Regions from separate parts of the Homo sapiens genome. Here regions 2 and 3 are each linked to region 1. The links are chromatin contacts, found by Hi-C or POLR2A ChIA-PET in ENCODE. All regions are on one chromosome and are shown on one strand. Each heading gives the region's core, a stretch centred on a gene start or an enhancer-like site at or near the end of the contact. The rest is flanking DNA. Distances are from core to core; before and after follow the strand shown.

Region 1 (3,671 bases), core at 1,019-3,518:
AGCTGAGCCTGAGGCTTCCCAGGAGGCTGTGCCAAGGACAAAACACACTGAGGATGTTGACCATGGCCTCCTGACAGAATGAAAGGCCCCCACAGTTTCAATTTAAACCGTAAACATTTAAATAGAAAATGAAGTGCTGGTGTATGACTCTGAACTTGTGAGACTAGCTGAAAACACCATTTTGACCGTTGGGCAGAGATTTCCCATCATGGGATCAGCCATAGACCATATCCACTGGGAACATGGAGAAAAGGTTTAGAGGTTCCACCAACATTTTCCTTAATTCTTAGATGCCTTTTGGTGGTTGAATTCTGTCCTTATTTTCTTATTTCCTGAAGCCCAAAATATAAGCTCTATAATGTGGTCATTCATAAACCTTTAGGGATATTCCTATTGGAAAATGTTGTGCAAGTCTTATTTTAGAGTTCCCAGAAGGGAATTACCGGACCTTAAGATATGCACGTTTTGAAGATATTGGATACAACTGGTCTCCAGAAGTGGGAAGACCATTTTTGCTCCTTTTAATAGTGGTGTCTGGTGTCTCTTTCCTCAGATATTCAGTAATGGATATGTCATGCTTTTTCATTTTGCCCTTCTGATAGGTGGAAAATGACGTAACATCCTTAATTTAAGTTACATTTTTTGGATGCCATTGTGAATTTTTTTTCCCCTATAGCTATTGCCTATTTGCATACCCTCTGAAGTTGCCCGTTCTTGAAGGACACTGATAATGTTCTCCTCCCCTGCCCTTTCCTTTTTGTTGCCAGAATAACCTAATCTAAACCAGAAACTCCATCTTTTCTTCCCCAGGGCTCCTATAGACCCATAGGCGGCTAGAGTGTACCTGTGAGCCTCTGGGGAGATGTCTCACCGCCAGAGAGCTGTCCCCAACTCAGGACCTCACCTGCCTGTGCGTGCGAAATTACACCTGAGATGGAGTGGCTGTGTCCAGCTAACAAAGCCGTTTGGGGAGGGGATTTCAAGCATGGCTATTCCTTGTTCACTTTAATAAAACATGGCATGAATTCAGGCAAAGGGACTTACTCCTTACTCCCTCACCTCAGATTTTTCTGTGTTTTGCTGTTGGTATAACTTGTCCTGTGTTGCTAAGTTTTAAACATATCTATATTTTGTTTAAAACACTAACCATGGCTTTGTTTGAGTGGCTTATTTTTATGTCCTAAGGAGTTGACCTAGACAGGGAACAGTTAGTCATATTCTGTTTCAGGCCAATGCCTCTGAGCCCCTTCCCTTCTCGTTTTTCTCTGTCTGAAATGATGCTCTTGGCTGGCCCCATTTTGCTGTTTGTCCAAACGGGCGCCCCTCAGCAATGGGCAACTTTCTCCATTTTGGTGTCTTATCTAAGACCTTGCCCACTGGCTTAAAGAGTTGGCTTGGGTTCCGTCACAGTGATGAGTTGCCTGTCCCGCCGTCTGTAGTCGGGAGGGCTTTTTCCGTGATGAGAATGAGCTGCAAACTCAGGCAAACACTGATCAGGAGAGACATGAAACCCAACCTGGCCCAGTCGGCTTAAAAATAGTCCAGTCATTTCACCCCTGGAATTTTCTCTTGCTTATGTGGGTGGACAATTCTCTTGGAACACCACCAAGATCATGAGGAGGAGAAAACAGAGCAGGCACCAACCACATGAATCCAACCCAGGCTGACCCCGTAGCCGGTGGTGCATTGGCCCTCACAGGTTTGCACCCTGCATGCAGGGCCCTTTCTCCCCCACGAGAGGGCGCTCTCGTCACTCTTAAAGCAATCGTACTGGGGAACACTCAGGTTGTTTCTTAGTGAAGTCCCCGAAGAGCACTGCATTTAAGCTGCTACTTTGTGTCTCAGCTTCTACTTTCAAGGTTTGTTATGAATGTAAAGACATTCTCCAACTCAAGCAAGTGTGGGCAATATTAGTGTCTGGAAACGCCTGTTGCAAATGAAGCACAGCCACTGCTTGTTTGTGTTTCGTTAGTGAAACGTGATTGTAACCCAGGGTTTTTGACGCTCACAGAAGCATCCGCCTTGGTAATGCTGTACATCCAGGCTGCTCTTCTTTGTCCCTAACCTGGTTGCAATGTGGCCGTAGCATGCTTGTGTTGACATCTGACAGGAGATGAGGACTTGACTTCCTGGGCTGATCTTGCTTATTTTGGGGAGAGCAGGAGTGCCCGTGGTTAGTGTGGATCAGCCTGACAGGAGATTTTCTATTGAGGGAGGATTTAAGACTGCATGCAGGCAAGGGAAATACAAGCCATATTTCACCAGCTCAATACACCAGGGAGCGCTACCATTTAACGAAAACCACCATTCTGACTTCCGGGTTTTTAGGTCATCTGGCAGCCACTGGGTGGGGTCAGTTTCTTGGCCCTTGATTAGAAGTTCCTTCTGATTACAAAACACCTCTTGATTGAAATCTTTGCATTTTCTTTGCATTTGCATTTCCACCAATCTTTTTATTTTTTATTTTTTTTGCCTTGGAGGATGTGTGTATGTGAGGGTGACCTTCTCTTTATTTGTGGGAATCGGGGAGTGCCCTCCTCCCTACAAAGTCACTATAAAGCTACGGGCTTTGCTGCCCTTGGTACAGGGTCTAGAAGTGGTTGTTGGGTGGTGACCAGCACAGTGACAGTTTATTTCCTGGACCTTTGAACCTAAATTCCCACAGGAAGAACATAAAGGACTCAGCAAATCTTGCCCCCCGACCCCCGTCTCCTCCATGCGCCTACACTGGAGCCATGAGTACTACTGCTACCGTCACTACAGCCAAATTATTATAGAGAATTACTATGTGCCAGGCATGGGTAATTTTTGGTTGTTTTAATCAACTTTGTTTCAAACAGCTTTAGATTTGCAGAAAAACTATGAATATAGCAAGAGTTCCCCCACTTTCTCCTTTTTTTATTTATTTTATTTTATTTTTTTGAGACGGAGTCTCTGTCGTCCAGGCTGGAGTGCGGTGGCGCAATCTCGGCTCACTGCAAGCTCCGCCTCCCGGGTTCATGCCATTCTCCTGCCTCAGCCTCCCGAATAGCTGGGACGACAGGCGCCCGCCACTACGCCTGGCTAATTTTTTTTTTTTTTTAATATTTTTAGTAGAGACAGGGTTTCACCGTGTTAGCTAGGATGGTCTCGATCTCCTGACCTCGTGATCCACCTGCCTTGGCCTCCCAAAGTGCTGGGATTACAGGTGTGAGCCACCGCGCCCGGCCTCCTATTTTTAACATATAGTTTCTCCTGTTGTTGTTGTTTTAATCATATTAGCATAACACATTTGTTACAATTAGTGAAGGAATATTGATACATTATTATTAACTGAAGCCAATACTTTATTCGGATTTCCTTTATTTTGACCTAGTGTCCTTTTTCTGCTCCGGGAGCCTACCCAGGATACCGCCTTACCTTAGTTGTCATGTCTTCTTAAGATCCTGCTGGCGGTAGTGGTTTCTCAGACTTTAAACTTGTTTTTAATGACCTTGACAGTTTTGAGGAGTACTGCTCAGGAGTTTAGTAGAAGGTTCCTCTTTTGGAATTTGTCTAAGGTTTTCTAATAATTAGACTGGGGTTATGGGTTTTTGAGAGGAAGAAGGCAGAGAGAAAATGCCATTCTTATCACATCATATTCAGGGTACATATTATTAACATGATTTAACGTTGTAGATGTTGAACGTCAT
Region 2 (3,223 bases), core at 514-3,013, 65 kb after region 1:
TTCTATGGTATATATATACCACATTTTCTTTATCAGCTTGTTGGCGGATGGACATTTGGGTTGGTTTTATATTTTGGCAATTGCAAATTACGCTGCTATAAACATGCGTGTGCAATTTTTTTTTTGTATAATAACTTCTTTTCCTCTAGGTAGATACCCAGGAGTGGAATTGCTGGATCAAATGATAGTTCTACTTTTAGTTCTTTAAGGAATCTCCACACTGTTTTCCATAGTTGTTGTACTAGTTTACATTCCCACCAAGAGTGTAAAAGTGTTCCCTTTTCACCACATCCATGCCAATATTTATTATTTTTTGATTTTTTTGATTATGGCCATTCTGCAAACCCAACTTTGAATAGACTATCAAAGGTTGGGGCTGGATATGGATCTGATTACTCACCCTGGCCCCGGAGGCCACCTTCAGGCAGAGCAGTCCTGCAGCCTTTCCAGAGGAGGCAGCCTCCTGCCCATGTCAAAGACCTTGGAGGCTAGAGTATTTGCCCTTCTGCTCTAATCAAGATCTCCTTGGAAAGAAAGCTCAATCAGCAAATCTTTATTGAGTACCTTCCATCAGATAGATTCTCCAGCCCCAAGCTGGTATGGTGAGGATAACTATATCTACTGTAAAATACCTGACCTAAAGAAACAATGCAACATGTGCATATACAATTTTAAAAGAAAAGCTGTTCACCATTTTCTAAAGGAAAAATTATATCTATAATGTATGTATTCACATGTTTATTTTTATATATCAACATTTATCTGCTTTTTCTTTCCATGCCTCCCCTCTTTCCGTCCTTTCTTTTCCTCCTGGATACATCCATTCCTGCAGCTTAATTCTTATTAGCTAAGGGTTATATTGCAGATGTATGAATTAAGAGCAAAGGCTTTAGAATCTGGCAGATCTATGTTTGAATCCCAGCTCTGCCACTTCACAAAAAGATTGTTCTATTTGTTATTGTTACTGGCACTTTTATTGCCATCATTTGTAGTATAGACAATAATTACTTGTGCTATTTATGTTTATTAGTTATTTACCATATCAGGCACTAAGGGATTTGCATGTATTTTGAATTTAATCCTTGTAACAATTATATAGTGTAGGTAGTATTATCCCCATTTTATGGCTAAGGAAACTGCCTTGAGATTTTAAGTAATATGTTGCCCAAGGTCACATAATAAGTATGTAAAGGAACTGAAACTAGCTTTGTGTTTTGAACCTACGGAGATTCTCTTTATCCTCTGTAAAATGGAGATACTGATTCCTGCCATGGTAGCTAGTTGGGATGATTCAATGATATGGGATATTTCGCATTTGCAGTTTGGTTCCCTGCATATAACATATGCTCACACAGGATATGGCTGTTCCTGCTCTGCTTCTGCTACCTCCTTCAAGGTTGAATAATCTTTCTTTCTTCTCTCTTAGCTATTTCCCAGCCCCTCACTTAAGTTTATAACTATATTCTTTTCATCAACCTAGAAAACCAAATGAAGCCTGAAGTATTGAGAACTCAGGAAATGTTTTTGAGGTCCCATGTGATTCAGTGGCAAAGGCAGAGCAGGTGCAGATGCAAACCTCTGGGCTCTTAGATGTGAACCCTCTGCCTGGTGTTTTATCCTAGCTTGTCTCTGCAGCAAAGCAGGTGCTGGAGTCTGAGGGGGTCCTTGAGGCCAGCTTCCCCTGGGCACAGAAATGTGCTCTCCCTAGAACCATCACATGGCGATTTTCCTGGCGATCAGGGGCCCTAAATGGTGAAAGGGTTTTGGCCATACATCACTAAAAGTGTGTTAGTAAGAGGCATGAGGCCCCTTGGGACTGGATGTGGTGGATGTGTCATATCACATATGAAGTGGCATGATTTGATAGTGTGCCATTTTCTGTCTGTAACTAAATCAAATTCTGTGGTTGAAAAGGACTCATACATAATCTTGGTGTCCTTTAACGCAGTCATAGTTCTTGTGTTAAATAAGTTAGGATTGGAGAGTTGCATTTCTAGACCCGAGGGGAGCGGTTCTGGATCTTGCTCTGGTTTCCTGAGTTGCTGCAGCACCCAACCCTGAGCAATTCCTGTGACTCGTGGTGGTTGTTATAGAGAGGGTACACAGTGGTGAATGAGAAGGAGGCTTATTATTGTTATCTGTAGGCACCACTTTTGCTTGAAAATGTGTAATGGCAAACTCAAAAGTAGAAATACTTATTCCCTATTAATTGTCTTTTTTGTCATAACTTTTTAAAATTTTTTGGGTTCTTTGATTCAAATTTCACAAGATCTCACCTAATATGCTGGTAAATTTCACCAGAAGTATGAAGACAGAATAAACTTTCTTGAATTTTTTTCCCTGCAATGTAACAGTCTGCTTCTAGATGACTTCTTGAAGAATTATCTACCTAATTTGTATTTTTTAGGAGACATCAGAGACAGAAAAAAATTCACATTAAGGAAGATATGTGTATTATATAAGTAAATCCTCTTTGCTTACAGTTCTTTTTTAAAACAAGCATTTTATACAAAGTAAAATAACTTTAGCAGTTTGGTTCATTTTTAAAATATTTCATGCCTGCATGCATGATTAATTGAGACAATCATTCCATTTAACTAATATTTGAGGGCATACTATATGCCAGGAAATGGGGCTACTCAGGCCTTCACAGATCTTGTAATCTATCAACCAATACAAACAAATAATCAGGCCATTATAATTTAGAGGACAGTGTTTTGAGGGCACATGGCAGGATGATCTAATGCTGACTTGGTGGAGGACGCAATGACTTCCTCCTGAATGAAGTAGGGTTTAAGCCAGGTCCTGAAGGAGAGTGAGTGTTAACCTGGTGGAGCTGTTGGGGCAGGCTAGGGGCTTTGGACTAGGGAATAGCTCATGTAAATGCCTGGAGTGGGCAGCCAGCCATGGTGTTATTGTGTTCTTCTTCTTCTCAGAGATATTTACATGGGCAAGAACTTCAGATTATACTTGATTGTGACATTTGCACTTTCAAAAAACATTGCAAAACTGCCTGGTGAAAACCATCCCAGTCTTGACAGGTGCATAGTCTGATATTTCCAAAGGTAACAGTTGTCACATAGGTGGTCCTGCCCTGTTGAGACACAAGCCCGTTAAGCAGTTTATTTTCACCCCATGGCCAGATTGGCTTTGGAGCAATCAATGCAGCCTGGTGCAGCCTGGAGAAGAGATCCTACTGGATAAGGTGGGAAGCCTTTGTAAA
Region 3 (3,348 bases), core at 25-2,524, 110 kb after region 1:
CTATAGGACTCACAGATCTCCATTTATGTAGGGAAGAAAATTGTAGTCCTATCCCCATGGCTGCTTGAAATTCCATTATTGATGTGATGAGCTCTTTGTTCCTCATTTTGATACAGATAAGATATTGAACTGAAGAAAATGCACAAAATATATCTTTCTCCACTAATAAACCGAGAAGTGGTAGTGGTGCCGTTTGTTAATTTGGGATTTATTTTGCTTTGCCAAATGGATTTGCCATTAATTTCACTAAGGCCACACAAAACTCTACATCAGTGACATGCAGAAATAGAGGTGAGATTGTCCAGTAAGTAGTTGCCAGAATTTGTCTTGATGATGCTTGATGCAGATTTAAGAGAGAGAAAGCAGATGCAGTGTGTTTCACTGGGGTGCCAGAGCCAGGGGGACTGAGACTGCCACAATGTGTGGGACCTTTCCTTTCTGAGCACAGCCTGGTGGCAGTCAGCCTTTCCCTCCAGCCCCCACACAAAACAAGTCGGTCAAGCCATGCACGAGTGATCTTGATTTGAAGAGAGAGAAAGAAATTTGATCCCCAAGTCTCAGAGCTGAGGTACTTATGCACTGAACTCCAAGAGGCATTTCATTTCTAACTAGCTTAGAATTTCCCACAGTTTGACAGCAACCCAAATAAAGAAAATACTTGAGGAAGCAAAGTAGATGTGCTGGAAGTTGAGGGCATTACCTGATGGCTGAATGAATTTGACAGGCTTTTCTCCTGTTGTTTTGACACAATTGTATTTTCCTCTACACCGCTGATGGAGTGCTCTGCCTAACCACGATGTACCCACCTTCCGTGGCTCAGCTGAGGGCCACTTTGTCAAATATCTCCATCTTACTCATTCCTCGCCGTGGCCCTCTCCCACCAGGGACCTCCCAGATCACTCTGTCACCCCCAAGACTACACATTTCGGCACTTTATGCCGCCTTGTCTTACCCTTTTTTTCATGTTTTATTGCTGCATGGCATTTAATGTTATTACTACAGCAAAACTGTATTTCCCTAGAGGGAGGGAATTTGACTTGTTCTGGTCTCAAACTCTAAACTCCGGTCAGTTGTGAAGAAGCCTGGAACCAAATTTGCAGCCCATCTCCAGGAAAGTGTATATAATTGTGTGGTGGATACTGTGGGTCATGACCCTACTCACGGCTCTATCTAATTGTTTCTTCTCCCTCTTCCCCCTTCCTCCTTGTTGTCAGTCTTTTCTAAGTTTCTTTCAATCCTTTTAGGGATTGTATGGAGTATAAATAACCTTCCATATGCTAAGCCAGAAGTTACCAACATGGGTGTTTCCTGACGCCAGGCAAGTAATGTAATATAATGACTCAGCCAAGGGAAGAGGGCAGGGCTTATCTCTGCACAGCTGCAGTCACTTGTGGCCATGCTGGAATGAGGGCCCTTTGTTGCCAAATTTTCAGATTTTTCAAGAGAAGTTAGAAATACAGAGTCTTAGGCAAACTTCACAATATTTAAACATAGACAGCTAAAGTATGGGAATATCCTTGGTGATTCCCCTAACCTGGAAAACATATTTGGGTGCCATATTCAGTTTGTGCACCACCGGTTTGCACAACCTGCTTTAAAGTTTCATTTGGTAGGTATCCAGTTATAATGGAACTGACTCTCCTACTGTGGCTTTCTTAGTATAAGGCCACATGCCATGTGCTGATCAGCAAACGCTGTTGAAGGATTTTGAAAAGACTGGAAAAAAGAAAACTGGTTGTCTAGTTATCTGAAGACCCTGGGCTGTGTCACATCCACTATGAATACACCCTCCAAAATCTGAGACCTTGTTAATGAGCCCTGTCTTCTCTCCCAGATTCTAACTGCTCTTCAGCGTTGTGACTTAGAGGGGATGCCGTAATGCATGTGTGCCTGGAACCCAGGGAGGCAGAGGTCCTCTTTTTCACCCTAATGTGAAGCATGAAGTTAGAATCATCTCTGTGCTCCCTAATAGAGCCTCATGCAGAGCTGTTATCATTCTGGATAAGGGATTCATGGGCATTTGCATCCATACCCCCCAAATAGTGGTTCCTGAGAAAATTTCTCTGACATGCTGAGAAAAAATAAAGAATTCATAAAGTTGAAATTATTGAACTTATTTTGATATTAATGTACTTTTTTACTCTGGTTGTCCCAAAATATCTCATTGGGTATATTTACTTGACAAAATGAAAAGTTGGCAACTGGCCAGGCACGGTGGCTCACATCTGTAATCCTAGCACTTTGGGAGGCCAAAGCTGGTGGATCCCCTGAGGTCAGGAGTTCAAGACCAGCTTGGCCAACATGGTGAAATCCCGACTCTGCTAAAAGTATAAAAATAAGCCAGGCATGGTGGCAGGTGCCTGTAATCCCAGCTACTCAGGACGCTGAGGCAGGAGAATTGCTTGAACCTGGGAGGCGGAGGTTGCAGTGAGCCGAGATCGCACCACTGCACTCCAGCCTAGGTGACAAGAGTGAAACTCTGTCTCAAAAAAAAAAAAAAAAAAAAAAAAAAGTTGGCAACCTTAGAACAGTTCCTGTCATCTCTCTTTATTGTTTCATTTCTAAAAGAGTTTCATTTGGTTGCTACCCAGTTATAATGAAACTGAAATCCACAGTGGTCTGTGAAATCCAAGTCTGTGGCCAGATTTGAGCCACACCCTCAGTTAATGACAGGGCCGGGAGAGGGAGGGAAGGGTGGAAATGACCAGGAACACCAGGTACAGATAGAAAATGTCCATCCTCAGTAAGACGGGTCACCTCTGTGAGGGGTACGTGTCCTCATTCAGTCCATACTCAAAAGAGATGTATCCAAAAGCTGTTGTAAGCAGCTCAGGTTTTGGGGGCAGGGGCTGACCTTTTCTAGTCTTTGAAAGATAATGTATTACTCTTGAGAAATGTAGAATTTTATTGTCAGTGTGCTTGAATTCAGCAAACAGACCCGGAGATGAACCCAAGGGACAACGGGCTCAAAGAACATAGATGATACCATGGAACTTTGACCTATTTCATATGAGCATTCCTGGGCCTGCATTTGGGACTGGCTGCCTTGTTTGTTTTATAAATTGATCCTCATATTGATTCCTTACTTGATGGCTGTGGAAAAGAAGTCTCCTTCTTGTTTGAACTCATGTCTTTGTGAGCTGCCTTTATGCTTATTACATAAAAGTCTCCCTGATTCTTGTTGATTTGGCAAGAGACTTCCTTGCTGAGAATTTTGCGGGCTGTGGTATGGGTGTAAAGTGGTTTGCTGTAATGGAACAGCTTCCAGAAGAGAATCCGGTCTCCGTTTTGAAATGCCACTTCTTGGAACCAGAAGAATTTATTCTAGGAGGGAGAAAAGAATTATTG

Evidence for each region. Hi-C counts contacts between places; a loop is a spot of excess contacts on that map. ChIA-PET counts read pairs that join two places held with the same protein, here RNA polymerase II (POLR2A). Pooled maps may share reads with other maps.
Region 2: a pooled map shows a loop between it and region 1 (9-fold over the local background). The contact joins two enhancer-like sites. A Hi-C loop is called at or near these places in 1 of 168 maps with a recorded cell type or tissue (heart left ventricle), 1 of 37 single-sample maps with no recorded cell type and 2 of 50 pooled maps. POLR2A ChIA-PET finds 5 or more read pairs at or near these places in 1 of 52 experiments (OCI-LY7).
Region 3: a loop to region 1 is called in a map of CD8-positive, alpha-beta T cell, with 2.0 times the contacts of the local background. The contact joins two enhancer-like sites. A Hi-C loop is called at or near these places in 4 of 168 maps with a recorded cell type or tissue (CD8-positive, alpha-beta T cell, heart left ventricle and naive thymus-derived CD4-positive, alpha-beta T cell), 1 of 37 single-sample maps with no recorded cell type and 13 of 50 pooled maps. POLR2A ChIA-PET finds 5 or more read pairs at or near these places in 1 of 52 experiments (activated CD4-positive, alpha-beta T cell).

Annotation. Positions count from the first base shown.
Region 1 is chr1:76,152,568-76,156,238 of GRCh38, forward strand. The region is part of intron 1 of ST6GALNAC3 (ST6 N-acetylgalactosaminide alpha-2,6-sialyltransferase 3); the gene reads left to right. Among named protein-coding and RNA genes, the nearest start is that of ST6GALNAC3, 80 kb to the left of the region's middle. RefSeq lists a silencer at 1,714-1,823. Within about 2 kb of position 2,269, at least 19 of the 41 ENCODE cell types and tissues checked have a DNase peak (open chromatin) inside an H3K27ac peak, as active enhancers do; they include CD8-positive, alpha-beta T cell and OCI-LY7, where a contact is called at or near this core.
Region 2 is chr1:76,217,873-76,221,095 of GRCh38, forward strand. The region is part of intron 1 of ST6GALNAC3 (ST6 N-acetylgalactosaminide alpha-2,6-sialyltransferase 3); the gene reads left to right. Among named protein-coding and RNA genes, the nearest start is that of ST6GALNAC3, 140 kb to the left of the region's middle. Within about 2 kb of position 1,764, at least 2 of the 41 ENCODE cell types and tissues checked have a DNase peak (open chromatin) inside an H3K27ac peak, as active enhancers do; they include OCI-LY7, where a contact is called at or near this core.
Region 3 is chr1:76,268,022-76,271,369 of GRCh38, forward strand. The region is part of intron 1 of ST6GALNAC3 (ST6 N-acetylgalactosaminide alpha-2,6-sialyltransferase 3); the gene reads left to right. Among named protein-coding and RNA genes, the nearest start is that of ST6GALNAC3, 190 kb to the left of the region's middle. Within about 2 kb of position 1,275, at least 3 of the 41 ENCODE cell types and tissues checked have a DNase peak (open chromatin) inside an H3K27ac peak, as active enhancers do; they include CD8-positive, alpha-beta T cell, where a contact is called at or near this core.